3 separate regions of the Homo sapiens genome follow, and regions 1 and 2 are each linked to region 3. A link is a contact called in ENCODE Hi-C or POLR2A ChIA-PET data. All regions are on one chromosome and are shown on one strand. Each heading gives the region's core, a stretch centred on a gene start or an enhancer-like site at or near the end of the contact. The rest is flanking DNA. Distances are from core to core; before and after follow the strand shown. Region 1 overlaps ZMIZ1 (zinc finger MIZ-type containing 1). Region 2 overlaps ZMIZ1 (zinc finger MIZ-type containing 1). Region 3 overlaps ZMIZ1 (zinc finger MIZ-type containing 1).

Region 1 (4,789 bases), core at 1,901-4,400, 130 kb before region 3:
CAGGCTGGATTTAATTAAGGGGGTTCCTGAAGGCGGTGCTGGAGTCTCCCTTTGTTAATGGTGTGGTGAAGAGGAGGCGGGAGTTTGCAAATGGAGAGAGGCTGACTTGCCTGCCGGACTCCTACCCCCGATCCCCTCTGAGGGCAGTGCTGCCCCTCTGACTGCTGGGGACTGGGGTGGCCCCCTCCATTTCTATCCAGCGGCAGACTTCCCTGCCCGGCAGGAGCTGGCTCCCCAGGTTGCCGGAGTGATCACTCTCCAGAAAACACCCCAGTGGAAACTGCATGAATGATTGATAAGAGCTGAGAGCTGTTTAATTTTTTCCCCCTGTTTAATGGCTATCAATAATTTAATACGCTCTCTGTATGTTTTTAAGAAATAGCACCCATTTCGCCGTCTCCGGTTTAGCGGGCTAAATGATTTAAGTGTTGGAAATGTGCTCTGAGGATGGAGGTTGAGTGAGTCGGAGAAATCTGGAGGCTGGGAGTGGGGGAAGGCGGGTTCAGAGCCAGCCACAGCATCTTGGCCTGGGTGTGTATGTGTGTGTGTGTCTGTGTGTGTGTGTGTGCGTGTGTGTGTGCGTGTGTGTGTGTGTGTGTGTGTGTGTGTGTGTGTGAAGGTGGGAGGGAGAAGGGAGGGAGGGAAGGGGCGGGTAAAAGCCAGCTCCTCTCTGCTAAGAGCAAGATAATTGCTTTTCCGGGGCCTCACTGAGCAGCAGCTGAACAGCTGTCAGCACCCCCCTCCACAAATGCTAAGCTTTTTTTCTGGATGGCTCTGGGGGGCCCAGGGGGGCTAGGAAGGAGCTGCCACCAGTATCACCACGGGCTGAGAATCTCCCCTCCCCCTGACATCTTTGCCCCCTCTTAAAGCTTCTAAATCACTTTTATTTTAACGACGCAGTAAGGCTGCTGCCCGGGTGGTGTCTTCCAGGTGGGGTGTGGGTGGTGGAGTGGAGTGAGGGACTCAGAGGGACCTGGAGGGTCATCTGCCAGTGCTCCCCCAAACTTTCCAGATGCAGAGCATCACCTGGGAGGACTTGCTAAAAATTTAAATTTCTGGGCTGTGTTCCAGACCCATAGACTTCCACTCCCAGGGGAAAGGCCTGGGAAGTTGTGGGTTTAACAATCAGCCCAGGTGATTCTTAGCAGAGGAGTTTGGGAACTATAGAGTCCAGCTCTGTTCTGGTGCTTACAGCACCCACAGCACCACGTGGCAGCTCCCTTCTGCTTGCATGCCTCTGGGAATGAGGTACTCACCACCTCCCAAGGTAGCAGACCCACTTGTGGAAGGCATACTCTAGTCTAGAGTTGCTTCTGATGTTAGGCTGTGACCTACCCAGCTGCCCTTGTGGGCTTGGAGTTCTCTCTGCTACAGGACAGACCGTGTTTCCTGGGATCTGATGTCTTTCCCTCTCCCAGCCTTGCCACTTTTTGGCTTGTTTGGGCCTCTCTGCTGGGTAAGGAGCTTCCTCTCTTAGCAAAGGGTCCTGGAGGTAGAAGGCAGGAAGGTGACAGGTGCTGTGGCCTGTCTGTAGTGTGTGAGGTGGCTGCATCATCCTATTGCTGGTAAGCATCATCGCTGGTACAGTGGAGACCCTGAGGAAGGCAGAAAGATGGTGGGCCTCAGCACTGCCTTGGCCTGTCAGGGATTCCATTCCTCCCACGAGAGAGAAAACTGGCTCATCAGAGATCGTTGTGTCAGCCATAGCTCTTAGATGACACTGGGGGGAACTGAGGGCTGAGGGGTTTCCCCAGAGACCACATATCTATTTAGGACAGAGCTGGAGCTGCAAATGTGGGGGCGAGAGGCCCTTAGAGGGGTGGCCAGGCCAAGGCCCTGGCTTTAGGGATCAGCTGAGGCCCCAGCCAGTCACTCACCTGAGGTTGGATGGGGGAGGGCTTCCGCCTTCTCAGTCACTCAGGGCTGATGGACAATTCATGGAGTCAATACATGGAAGGATTTTGGTGGAGCCGATGCCCACTCTGTCTGGCATTACAACTCTTCCTTCTGTCTGCCTAGCAGTTTCCATTGTTTTGCCAGAGGGTGTAGCATTATACTACGGCCATGGGTCTTGCAATTTTGTTTTAATAGATAATTAAGAGGGAAGGAGTGGTGCACATTTACTGGGCATCATGGCTTACTGTGAAATGGGGAGTATAATCCCCCCGTAAGCCCTGCACTCTGTAGCCCCTTACTGCACCCCCGGATTCAGCCCCACCCTCCATCTCTGTGGGAGAAGCCTGGGTCCCCAGGAGAGAATTGCCCTGTTGGGTGCTGGCAGCTGACCTATCTTGAGATCCCAGTTCCCCATCCTACCCTGAAGCCTGCTCTGGCCATCACAGTATGGCTGGGGGTGTCTCGACCCTGGGGGAAGAGGAGTAGGGGTGTCACCCAACCCTGATAGAGCTTCTGCTTGGAGAACTCCGAGAGCTGCAGAGGCAGAAGAGAGACTTACACACTCTGGGGAAGACCCAGCCCCAGAGAGAGAACTGTGTGAATATGGACACCCAGGCAAGGCCTGGGGAGGTCAGGGAGGGCCTCCAGGAGAAGGTGCCACCTGACTGCAGGCTTGAGCATGGTAGGAAGGGGAAGGGCATCCTGCGGTGGAGGTGTGATGCAGCCTGTGGGGGTGCACAGAAGAGTGAGGTAGAGCCTGCAGGGCTGGGGATGGGCTACAGAGGCCGGCTGGCCAGGGCGGGGCTGACCTGATTCAGTTGGGTGGAAAGCCACGGAAAGATTTGTCTTTAGTTCCATTGAAGTGTTACACCCATGCAGAAAAGTGTGTATCTCCTACATTTGTAGCTTGACAAATTATCCTGAAGGGCACATGCTTCTGTAGCTGCCAGGCAGATCAAGAAACAGAACCTTGCAGACCCACTAGAGCCCCCTGTGCCCTCTACTCACTGCCCCCTCAAGGATACCGACTGTCCTGACTTCCAGCCTGCTGTGAGTTATCTCCTGCTGCCCAGCAAACCACCTGAAAACTTGGTGGCTTAAAGCAGCCACCATTTATGAAACCTCACAATTCTGTGGTTTGGCTGGACTTCTCCTCCTGATTCGCTTGGGCTCATGTGACTCCAGTCACGTTTGAGTGTCTGCTGGACTGGAAGGTCCAGATGGCCTCAGTCACACGGGCAGTGGGTGCTGGCTGTTGCCAGGGGAGTTCCCCACCCTCCACTAAGACAGACACCTCCCTCCATGGCCTGCAGCCTCACAAGAGAGGCAAGGCCAGAAATGGCAGGACCTCTTGAGGAGGCCTAGTCTCTATAACTCACAAAATGTCACTCACACCGAATCCTATTGATCTAAACAACTCTCAAGGCCAGCTCTCAGCAGGTGGAGAACAGACTCCGCCTCTTGATAGGAGGAACTCCAGAGGACCCCTGCCGTATTTCATCTATTACAGGCGTAGAGTCTTTTTGCCCTTCTTGACCTTTATATAAATGGATCTCATAAGTGTATTCTCTGTCGTGCCTGGCTTTTTGAGTCAACATTGTGTTTGCAAGATTTACCCGTAGTGTTGTTGGATGAAGTTGCAGATCACTCATTCCCAAGCCTGTGCAGCAGTTTGTTGTGTGGAAACACCAGTTGACCCATTCTATGGTTGGTGGCCATCTGGGAAGTTTTCATTTTCTGGCTGTTACGAATTGCCTTGCTACGAGCATTCTAACACATGTCTTCTGGTGAACATATGCACATTTTTCTGTGGACATGGAGTTCCTGGGTCATGGGAGAGGTCACAGGGTAAGAGACCCTTCCAAACTATTCTTCCAAGTGGTGGGTCTAGTGTCTAGTGTGTGCCCCACCAGCAGAAGGGGGACTTTACAAAGACCCAGCTGAAGATGGGCTGGAGGTGCATCTTGTGGACACTGGAAGGGGCTTCCTGTGATGTCCCCTCTGCCCGCCCTGAGCCTCAGGCCCCCAGGTCAGGGGAAGTAGAGCCATGAGGCTGATCCCTCTTTTCTGAGCATGAGCTTTCCTGCTACACTTTTTCCACCCCAGAGGCCTCCTATTGCCTTCTCCTTTTCCCAGCAGCTGCCTTTCATGGTTGACCTGACCCTCAACAGTCAGGGAGGCCAGGGGTCTGCAGATGCAGGAACTGGGGGGAGACAGCCACACAGCCTCCATCCCTGAGGAGATTTGGACTTCACTCCAGCCTTGCCTTTCACCATGGGAGGAACCCTTTCCCTCTCAGGGCCTCAGTTTCCTCATTTGTAAAATGACAAGGAAAAGTATCAACCTCACCAAGTCCCTTTCTTCTCATCAATCTGACCCCATATTCTAGAATCGAATAGAGGAAGGGATGGGGGGAGGCCTCCTGACTTCAGTCAGCCCATGTTTTTCTGTTTGTTCACTGCACACTTTCACGGCACCATTCATCCATCAAGGAATCTCTGTGGTCCTTGTTAACCAGTTCAGAGGACAGAGAGAAACTAGACTTCACTCCCAATGTCCAGGAGCTGGGCCTGGAGCGGGAGAGTGTCCTGTGGGAAGCGGGAGGAGGCAAGGTTGGCCAGGCGCACAGCCCACTGGAGATGAACAAGCAAGGAGGGGCTGGTGAGAGAGGGCTCCACGGAAGCACTTGAGCAGAGTCTCAAAGGCCAGGGGCCCTTGAAAGACAGAGAAGTGGGGAGAAGAGCTCTGAGCGGGGCACCCAGCGTGTGCCAAGGCCGGAGCCAGGGGCTCTGGGAGGCCGGGCTGACTGGAGCCTAGTGGTGGGCAGGCAGGTTTGGCTGCTGCTGTGGTCTGGCTTTCAGGGCTGCGGGGCTGCTCGGCCGGTGCTGGGGCT
Region 2 (5,056 bases), core at 1,398-3,897, 150 kb before region 3:
AAGTCAACAGTAGATGTATCTGTCCGTTGTCCCTGCCCTGCTGTGGGATGACAGAGTGATTTTGGACAAGACCAAGGCCTCGCTGGGCATCACTGTCTTCTTCAGAAAGCAATGGGGCTAGGCCAGGTGCACAGTGGCTCACGCCTCTAATCCCTGCACTTTGGGAGGCCAAGGTGAGCGGATCGCTTGAGCTCAGGAGTTCGAGACTAGCCTGGGCAACACAGTGAAACCCTGTCTTTACCAGAAATACAAAAACTAGCTGAGCATGGTGGTGTGCACCTTTAGTCCCAGCTACTGGGGAGGCTGAGATGAGAAGATTGCTTGAGCCCAGGAGGTCGAGGCTGTAGTGAGCCACAGTTGCGCCACTGCAGTCCAGCCTGTGTGACAGAGCAAGACCCTGCCCCTCCTGGAAAAAAAAAAAAAAAGAGAGAGAGAGAAAGCAAGCAAGCAGTGGCGCTGGATGCTGATCAGAGGCCTGGGGCCCTTGGACCAGAGAGGGCTGTCCCTGCCCAGCTGGCTACAGGAGCTCTGACTCTCAGACCAGCCTAGGTTCATATCCTGTGTCTTCCACTTGTGGGACCTTGGGCATTTGACTTCCTCTCAGGACCTCAGTTTTCATGGGTAGAAAGTGGGAACGATTAAGGTTGTTGGAAAGACAAAATATGCTCATGTACACTTAGTGCTCAGCATAGGGCTGGCCACATGGTGAATGCTCATAAATCAGTCATGTCTATAACATACATTTCAAGGGAAAAACATCTGTTTTGAGGGCAGAACGCTATCAAGTCAAATATTTTCCTGATTTAATTTCAATAGTACTGTTATAAAAAACAATAACCATGATACCGATAGTTAGAAGACCGCCCCTTCCAGGCCCACTTCTTTACCCCTTTGCTTTTTGGCAATAACCCTTGTGCAGAGCCAACCCCATTCTCCTGACCTAACCAGTTCTCACCTGGCCATGCGGCCTTTCCGGGTGTCAGGCAGGTCTCTCCGGTTAGGTAAGGGAGGCCTCATCCTTCTTACCTGACTGCTCTGAGTGCAGATCTATGCTGCTTCCCATCTTCTCCAGGCGCCTGATCTATTACCTTGGGCTTGGAACGCACCTAACAAAGGCTACCGTGAGGAGGCCCCTCGGTACCTGTTCATCTGGACACATCGTGCAGACCCCCGCACCCCGTGTGGCTCCCGGTTAATCTTCAGGGTGCAATCAATTTCTTCCTCAGAGGCCAGACTTCATTGTTCTAAGCCTTTCTCAGATCCACATCTTGGGGCTGCTGGGGTCCCTGCATCTGTGTCCTGGTGGTCAGTTTGAAGCACCAGCAGACAGCAGCGCTAAAGGCACCTTGTGTGTACTACGTGTGGCCATCTAGGGATGTCTCCTCTGTTGCTGAACCTGCAGATCCCCGTGAGGCAGGTGGGGCCACAGGCCTCTCCCCTCTGTTTTATAGGGGAGGTAATTGAGCAGAACTTAGGACAGTTACATGCTTTGCTTCAGTTGCGGGGCTGGGATTTGGACCTGGCTCCTGGCCTGACACAGGTCCTCAGCTTCCACCAGCCTTGCTGCCTCTGAAGGTTGCTGGAGAAAGGAAGCTGAATGTAGAGGGTGGGTCTGGAGGAGAGGGGGAGGAGATGAGCCCAGAAGGACAAATGTTTGCACAAGGAGTTAGAAATGAGATGTCTAGGCTGGGCACGGTGGCTCACGCCTGTAATACCAGCACTTTGGGAGGCCGAGACAGGCGGATCACAAGGTCAGGAGATCGAGACCATCCTGGCTAACACGGTGAAACCCTGTCTCTACTAAAAAATACAAAAAAATTAGCCAGGTGTGGTGGTGGGCACCTGTGGTCCCAGCTACTAGGGAGGCTGAGGCAGGAGAATGGCGTGAACCCGGGAGGCGGAGCTTGCAGTGAGCCGAGATTGCGCCACTGCACTCCAGCCTGGGCGACAGAGTGAGACTCCGTCTCAAAAGAAAAGAAAAGAAAAGAAAAGAAATGAGACGGCTTCAAAGAACCTCCAGCACGTGGAGGTGAGGGGTGGGAAGGGCTCTGAAACCATTGGCCGTTTTCTTGAGTGCTTCTTGACCCGAAACGCTGCCTTGAGGGGTTGATAGAGACTGGCTCCTTCAGTCAATGCCTGCTTTCAGACCTGGATGTGGGGGCCTGCTGGGTGCCAGCCCCCTGCTAGGCTCTGGGAATAGGACAATGGCCAGAACAGATAAGATCCCTGTCTGCTGGGAGCCAAAGAGAGAAACCAGGTAAACAAGACAATCACAATCAAGGACACCTTTATAAATTATGATAAGCACCAAGAAAGAAACAAACAGGGTGCTGAATAGAAAACCACCCAGAGGTGAGTGTGGGGGCCTTGAGACAGGAAGGCCTTTCTGAGGAGGGCCGTGAGATGATGGGGTGGGAAAAGAGAGCACACAGGCAGAGGAAACAGCGTGTGCAAAGGCTAGAGACAGAGAGGGGTCCCATGTGGCTCGGGGATGACCGGCAGGGGCAGAGCAGCTGAAACACGGTGGGCACCATGCATATCTTCCAGCTCCACTTGCCCCCGGGTCGCCAGCAGTGCTGCCAGCCTGCTGTGGGCATGGGCTCAGGTGTGGACATGCCTGTATCTGCTGGGGGGTCCCACATGGTGCTGGCTCCCTGCCTCAGCCAAGAGGCACATGACACATGACATCACTGGCTATTTCTGCCTCCCACCGGCCACCTCCATCTTTGCAGCATGAAGGGAGGCCTGGCCTGAGCCCTTAACTGGTCCCCTGGCTTGGCTGTCTGCCACTGAATATCACCTGCTATTTCAGTGACCATCCTGCTGTCATAGAGGGCAGAGGAGGCTGAGGGGTGCAAGGGCTGTCACCAGGGGTCCCCGGACAAGCCCAGGTTCTTCCGCCTAGGGTCAGCCCTGGCCCTGCAACCTTTGTTTATTTACTTTGGGCCTTGCTCAAAACTAGTAGCAAGCTGCCTGGAATGCAATGTGACGAACTCGAGATAATAATAAAATCAATTGGACTGTTTCCCCAGTAATTCTAGAGACTGATGCATCATTAATGTTGGTAATACAGTGCCTGTCAGATCACAAACTTCTCAATAAATGTGCAGCTGGCAAGCTCTGATAGAAATTGGAGGCAAGCAGAGAATGAGATTTGGGGCCTTTGATATATGGGGTGTCAGTGGCGCAGTGAAGTTTTTATCAATTTCTGTCACTTTGGGCTTTTGTGCTCACAGCATATGTGGTCTTCATGGCACCTCTCTGTGGGCTGCTTGGATGCTAACTGCACCCCCCCACCCAACAGTGTGAGGAAGAGGAGTTCCTGGAGAGGCCTCAGCAGCACTGGTGCCCTTCTGTGCAGCTTCATTACCAGGGGCTTCTCAGGCAGACGTAGACGGGCAAAGCCTTTGGACTTGACTCTGTGGATCACTCAGGCACTCTCCAAGCATTGATTGAGTCCCTGTTGGATTCAAGATGCCACTGGGCCCTCGGAGGCCTTTGGAGGCTCTGGAGGACTTGATGGAAGTCTGGGGCTTGGGGTTGTGGGGAATGGTCAAATGATCATTCCTACCTAAGGGTCAGGAGAAAATGGAAGCAGTGTGTGAGCTAGCCTGGAAGTGTCTTGCCAGGTAGACTAGGAGAAGAGACTATTAGACTGGGGAGCTCTGTGGGCCCAGGCCCTGAAGCATGATGAATCCTGGAGTTTATGCGGGAGTGAGGACTTTGGCCAGGCCAGGCCCCAGCGGCATTGGAGAGAAGGCAGAAGCTGCCTGGAGGCAGTGTAGTGTGGTGGTTAGCACAAGCACTCTGGAGCTAGACAGGCAGGCTCCGAATCCTAGCTCCCACACTTAGCAGCTGGGCAACCTCAGGGAAGTGACTCGACCGCTCTGTGCCTCAGTTTCCTCACCTGTAAAATGGAGGTGGTGATAGTTGACCACCTATCTCGAAGGACTCTAGCGAGCATAAATGAATTAATACTTGTATGAGTGCCTGGTCCATTGCAAGCACCTGATAAGTAATTGGCATTACTTTTGCATAATGAGCTCAGTGAACCCACCAGTCACCTGAAAGCCATACAGTGAGATTCAGAGAGTTGAAGTGGGGCATCCGCACTCATACAGCCGCCCAGAAGCAGAACTGAGATTTGAGTGCAGGTGATCTCAAAACCTGCGTCTCTAAGCTGCTGCTGAGGCTGCGGTTGAGAAGCGTGGGCCTTGGGTGCCCAGGTGGAGGAGGTGGCATGCGGCTGGGGGCCCAGCACCCTACCGAGGACAGGCCTGTGAGGTCACCGTCATTAGCAAGGAGATTGGGTGGGCAGTGAGTCAGCTCAGGCTTCATTTGTCAGTAGCCCTCTGGAGCTGGAGAACTTCTGAGACTGGGGACTTGACTGTGGTGCAGACGTCTGCATTGGCCCCTGGAGGCTGGAAGTGGCTTTGAGTAGCAGAGGAGCCAAATGGGAACCATGTTGGCGGCAGATTCCAGAAGTGAGTCAGAATTTCAATGTTCCCAGCTCATCTGCTTGAGAGCAGGTCCTGAGACCCAGCAAGGCCTGCACCCCCTCCTCGACACCCACCCACCCTAGAGCACCACAGTGTCTGCAAACCAGAGCGGAGGGTCCCTAGGCTGTGGGGGTGACTTGGGTGTGCGCACATTCTGATGCAGCTATCACTGTGGTGCACCTGCTGGGGACCCACCGTGAGGCCCCGGGAGTCGGTGTGCTGGTGCTGGATACCAGCGCTCCTTGAGAGTGCCCTGGGCACAGGGACCCCATGCTCCCATGAGCAGGGGTGCTCCTGGCCCTTCCCCAGGCTGCCTTTGAAAAGGTCCTTCCCCCTCCCCATGGCTCCACACAACACCAGGATGTACTCCTGGCTGGTTCTGCATCTGTGTTTGCCTTTAAAAAAGGTGGGTTGCAAGGCCCCCCAGGGCCTCAGGAAAGAAGAAGCAATCTTGTTAGACTGGCGTGTGGAAGACAGAGGGGCCTGTGCTGCACTGGGAACAGGGAGCGGTGGCCTCTGGGCCCAGGTCTGCCCCCATCCCCTCCCCGGCTCCCTTC
Region 3 (5,108 bases), core at 1,573-4,072:
TCAGTACAGTAGCCACTGGCCACATGTGGCTGTTTGTGAATTTCAATTAATTAAAGGGATGAGTTAAGCTTATCCTTGGCACTAACCACATTCAAGCACTCAGTAGCCACCGAAGGCTGGTAGCCGCCTTGTTGGGCAGCTCAGACTCTAGAACATGTCCACCACAACAGGAAGCTCCATGGACGACAGACAGCGCTGTCCAGGAGGATAGACTTAAGACAGAGGTGCAGTGAGGACACTAGCTCAGAGCCCACAAGTGTAACAGTGCAGGCGAGTCTGTTAGATAAAGAGACCTCCTGTTTCTCTAGCATTTGTTTTGTGGCAGCCTGCTGCGGGGAAGGAGTAGACCAGCCAGGCATTCCCATTTAACACAGGAGAAAACTGAGGTTCACTTTTGCCCAAGGTCATCCAGCAAGAGGGTGGCATGAGTCCCAGGTCTCCAACCCCTTGGCCAGCACTCTGTCATCCAGCAGAGGTCAGCCAGGGGGCACGAGTGGGCAGCGGTCCCAGGAGCAGCCTCAGACCTCCCTGAGGGACAGTCTTGGTGCCAGTAGGCGTCAGTCCCTGTGAAGTCATCCATTGATCGGGCGGGAGCGCCAGCTCAGCCTCGGGTCCTCAGGAACAGAGAGTTCTGTGCTGGCAGAGCTGGAAGGAGCGGGCGCGAGGCTCTCTGGGCAAGGGAGGTGTTTACCTTGAGCGATGCGGCATGGGTCCCTCGGGAGAGGCTGGCTCCTCCATGGGGAAGGAACTCCTCAGTGGGGCCTGTGGCTGGGATCCTTAGCACCACCTCAGAGAGAGGGGTACAGGCCCGAACCCAGCAGGGAGAAGGATTTCGGGACCTTTGACTGGTACAGAGTGCACCTCACCCTTGCTCTTGCCCCGCCACACCGTGTCACAGAGCATCTGCTGGGCCTCCCTCGCCCTCCTTCCCCAAGCCTCGGCTGCAGGAGGAAACTCTCCCAGGGCCTGGCAGAGCAGCAGCTGCCTCACGAGGGAGCCTGCAAAGGGAAAAACAAGGCCTCCACCCTCGAAGCACTTCCAGCTTCCCAGGGAGCTCCCTGGCCAGACACCACAGGCAGGGAAGGAAGGCCAGCCCACTGGCCGGAGGGCCGAAGGGACTTCCTGCCCCAAGGTCACATGGCAGGAGAGGCCATGGATGGAGCCAATGCCCTCTCCCAGCCCACTGCAAATCCCAGTCTCCCAGTGGGAACGTGTGGTTTATGATTTCATTGTGCCTGCTGCCTGGTTTCCTGCTCCAGCCCTGAGGTGAGGGTTAGCTTCCTGTGGCCTTGTCCCTGTGTCCTGAGGTGCCCACTCCCCCAGCAGCAGGCCTTGCTGCCGCCTCCAGCTCCCATGGCCCTGACCTGACTGAAGTGGGAGGTCTGAAAATGCGGTGGCTTTCTGCAGGGACCCCCGCACACCAGAAAGAGGGTTCTTCAAGGCCCATCAGGGCAGCTTGAGGGATGCGAGGACCTTTGGCGACACTCTCAGGTTTCCAGTCCTCTAGAGGGAGAAAATGGTCAGGGGCGGGGCACTGATGAGGCCTTTCCGGGGAGCCCTTCCAGGACCCATAGTGAGTCCCTCGGGGAAGCTCACAGTGTCCTTGTTCCCCAGGATCTGATGGGCTGTGTGCCTTTCCAAACTGATGCACAGAGCTGGGAGCTACCCCCATCACCCAGAGTACTGGGCGTGAGGACCCCTGGGTGGGCCAAGCAGGCAGTCTGCTGTCCCCCTGCCTGGCCAGGCTCAGGAAGTATGACCCTTTTCCTCCCTCTCAGTAGCCCCAGCCATGGCCCTGACTTCTCCTTAGAGCCACCCTGGGGCTTCTCTAAGCCGCAGAGACCCTGCTGGGTTCCCCAACTGCTCCCACCCCCCGTAGGGTGAGGCCAGGCCTTAGAAGTGCCTGGCCTGGGGCAGTGGTGCTGCTTTGTGTGTACTGGGTGAATGGAGAACAGGGGATTTAGCCAGGACACTCACATTTTCTGAGACTGAGGCTCCCAAACCACCCTGGAGAGTTGTTGGGTCTGAGGGGAGGCCCGGCCCCTGTGATTTGGCTTGTAAAGCTCCCCAGATAATTCTGATGCTATTGGTAGAATCATGGCTCCCAACACTAGCCCTGAAGTGATTGTATCTGTAGTCTGGTGCCAAATTAGTGTGTGACCTTTGGCAAGTCACTTCCCCTCTGGGGGCCTGAGTGTCTCATCTCTGCCTCATCTTTATCTCATCTCTAAAAGGTAGACTCCACTCCAGGGCCTCAATACCAGCCCTGTGCCAGAGAGGTGGGGAGAGAGGAAAGTGAGAAAGAAGCTTGGGCCATGTCTTTGGGTGCCACCACCCGCATCTGGGTGTGCAGTGGGAAATATTAGGGTGCAGCACGGCAAGAGAGAATTAGATGAACAGAGGCCTATGCTCTACACCCCAAGAGCTATAGAAGGAAGAGGGGAAAATGGTGACTTTCAGGCTGGAGCGGCCTGAAACACTTCCCAGGTGAAACTTGATTTTGGAAATGGGCAGGATGAGAAAGGACTGTTGGGTGGGAGGACTAGTAGCTGCGAAGGCTTGGAAACCAGGAGAGGTATGGCGCTTGATGAGAAAGGAGGATGTCCCTCCAGATGGCAGGGGGGAGGTTAGCAGGAGCTCGAGGAGAGGTTGAGTGAGGCTGCTGCAACACCTTCAGGGCAGTGGGGAGCCATCAAAGGCTTTGGAGCCTCAGAGGCACTGGGACTCCTCCTGCTTCTAGGAGCAGGGCTGCTGCTGAGTAGCAGGCAGGAATCGGGCATAGAAGTTGGGAGTAGTGCGAGGTCGGCGTCCTGCTGTGGGAATGTCCCTGCCCCTGCTGACGCAATGGAAAGCCTCGTCTTGTTTCAGGGTTCCTGTTTTGTGGTTGCCCATGGTGGGGGGCGAGGGCAGCCAGCTCTGCCTTCTGAGGAGCTCCGGGAACTGGATGGAGCTTGTCCAGACCTCCCCACAACAGTCCTCTGCTCTCCTGGAAAAGAGAGGCAGTCCTGTTTGTGGAGTCTCTCCCTAGTCCCTCGGGGGATTCTAGCCAGGCCCAGGAGGCTTTAAATCAATGTGTGCATTTCCCTGGGGCTGGGACTGGAGTGGATGGGTGCCAGCGGGTAGTCTCTGGGCTTGCAGAGTTGGTCTCCCACCCTCCCAGGGCTCCAGTGTTGAATCCCTGCTCCCTGGGTCAGAGCCTGAGGCACTAGTGATTTACCAGCTCCCTGTCTGCCTCCCAAGAGCTTATGATCTGATGGGCAGCTTCACTGTGCGCAGAAGATTTAGCAAGGTCTGGTTCAACCCCTGTGTGTGGGAGGCCAGGACTGTGAAAAAATGGGGGGCATGTTTCAGAGAGGAAGGAAAAAGGAAGCCCAAGGAGCCCTTTTTCCTGCCTCTCACTTCTGCTGCTTCCAGGCCCAGCTCTAATGCCATGGCATGGCCCAGGAAGCTTTCCCTGGATCCCCACACCCAGCGTCCGGGGCCACTGTCTCCTTGCGGTCCTTAGCTCCTGTGCACATCCAGGATCCAGCGCTGTACATCAGTAGCTTCCTGTCATCCCTTGCCCACCTGGGTGTCAGCCCACTACACTGACTTGAAGGACAGGCGGTTCGTGACTTGCATCCACGCTGGGTGCTGCGTAAATGTCTGTCAGATGGCCAGCCCGGAGCATGAGGACATGGCGGCCCTGGTCACCCAGGCAGGAATTGAAAGGCTCGAGGTCTTGGCCCAGCTCTGGCTCCCCAGCTTGTCTGTGTGATGTGAGGGGTGCCTGCCTTTCTTGAGGTCCCTGCTTGTAAGGAGCAGCGTGGGATTTACTGTGCTGTCCAGTATAGCAGCCACACATGTATTTAAATGTACATTAGTAAAATTAAATGAAGTTTTCAGTTCCTCAGTCACAGTAGTCACATTTCACGGGCTAGTGGCTACCAGATTGGACAGTGCAGTGGTGGAATGTTCCCATCATGGTAGAAAGATCTGTTGGCAGTGCTGTGCCTGAAGTGGTCACTCTGTGGCCCGCGGGCCTACCCTGTTGGCAGCTCTGGTGACTGCTCCTCTCCCTTTCCCCCCAATGCACGAGGGACCTCCCTGCCCAACTACCCGGGGCTCTTAAAATGGGGCCACCCGGTGTCCTTCCCAAGCCAGTGTCAGACAGTAATTATGAAACCCACATCTGTCATTTACCAGGTGACTTTGAGTAAGTCACCAAGGTTCTCTGAGCCTCTGTTTCCTGATCAGTGCAGTAGAGCTACTTGTCCCTGCCTGGCAGGGTTGCAGTGGGGAGTAAATGAGATGGGGCTAAAAGGCGCTTAGGTTGGTATCTGGCCCATAGTAACGTCTCAGTAGCTGGCAGCTTTCATCACTGTCAGGTGGATTCATCCCCTCGCAGCATGGGCTTAGTTCCAAAACTGGCTGGGCATTAGGTTCCCCTCAAGTTCCTGAGCCCGAGACTGGGTTCTCTCCACCCAGCTCCACCACCAGCCCCCTTCTGTCTGAGCCTCAGTTTTCTCATCTGTACAGTACTCCTGCCTGTCCTTGCCCTGTGTTGCAGCTGGAGACCTTGCTGTGCCCTGTGGAGGGTGGTGCCATCTGGGGGCTTATCCCTCCTTCCAGCATGGCCACTGTAACAGGAGAGCCTGAGAAGGTCAGGGGACAGAGGGGCACAAGTGTGCTTGCCACTTGTCTGTCCCAGAGAGAAGCTGCCTGGCTGTCCCTCCGGCAGCCATCAGGGAGGTCCTAGCATGTGTCAGCTCTGGAGGAAGTAAGCGTGGCCGGCACCCACGTGCCCACTTTCATTTCCCTCTTGGGGAATGAGAGGTGAGAGTCTGCACCCTGGACTTCTGAAGCCCGCCAGTGATTTGCACAAGGACTTCTTCCTTGAGGTCTACCCATAGTTTGTCAGGGTCTGTGAGCCCCTGCATTTCTGGGCAGAGGGTCTGTGAGTCGAGCCATGTTGAGGTGGCCCTTGGGGTCCAGCCATCCTAGTGAGAGTGGGCTTGCAGAATAAGGACTGTGAGTCCAGCCTTGGCTTTCAGGTGCCCAAAGGGTGCCTGGAGAACCCCTCGCTGAGAGGAAATTCTGGGAGCTGGGGAAGGGTCCCAGGAGCCAAC

The links. Hi-C counts contacts between places; a loop is a spot of excess contacts on that map. ChIA-PET counts read pairs that join two places held with the same protein, here RNA polymerase II (POLR2A). Pooled maps may share reads with other maps.
Region 1: a loop to region 3 is called in a map with no recorded cell type, with 3 times the contacts of the local background. The contact joins two enhancer-like sites. A Hi-C loop is called at or near these places in 2 of 37 single-sample maps with no recorded cell type and 3 of 50 pooled maps. POLR2A ChIA-PET finds 5 or more read pairs at or near these places in 1 of 52 experiments (activated B cell).
Region 2: a loop to region 3 is called in a pooled map, with 7 times the contacts of the local background. The contact joins two enhancer-like sites. A Hi-C loop is called at or near these places in 3 of 37 single-sample maps with no recorded cell type and 4 of 50 pooled maps. POLR2A ChIA-PET finds 5 or more read pairs at or near these places in 1 of 52 experiments (WTC11).

The regions. Positions count from the first base shown.
Region 1 is chr10:79,113,926-79,118,714 of GRCh38, forward strand. All of the region lies in intron 1 of ZMIZ1 (zinc finger MIZ-type containing 1), which reads left to right. Among named protein-coding and RNA genes, the nearest start is that of ZMIZ1, 47 kb to the left of the region's middle. RefSeq lists enhancers at 1-19, 20-610, 611-1,199, 2,485-2,534 and a silencer at 3,145-3,214. Within about 2 kb of position 3,151, at least 11 of the 41 ENCODE cell types and tissues checked have a DNase peak (open chromatin) inside an H3K27ac peak, as active enhancers do.
Region 2 is chr10:79,094,545-79,099,600 of GRCh38, forward strand. The region is part of intron 1 of ZMIZ1 (zinc finger MIZ-type containing 1); the gene reads left to right. Among named protein-coding and RNA genes, the nearest start is that of ZMIZ1, 28 kb to the left of the region's middle. RefSeq lists enhancers at 2,510-3,081, 4,280-4,439. Within about 2 kb of position 2,648, at least 5 of the 41 ENCODE cell types and tissues checked have a DNase peak (open chromatin) inside an H3K27ac peak, as active enhancers do.
Region 3 is chr10:79,245,754-79,250,861 of GRCh38, forward strand. All of the region lies in intron 7 of ZMIZ1 (zinc finger MIZ-type containing 1), which reads left to right. Among named protein-coding and RNA genes, the nearest start is that of PPIF, 99 kb to the right of the region's middle. RefSeq lists enhancers at 164-243, 464-633, 2,301-3,215, 3,216-4,129, 3,379-3,428 and 3 more, a silencer at 1,539-1,608 and a cis regulatory region at 2,594-3,094. Within about 2 kb of position 2,823, at least 28 of the 41 ENCODE cell types and tissues checked have a DNase peak (open chromatin) inside an H3K27ac peak, as active enhancers do.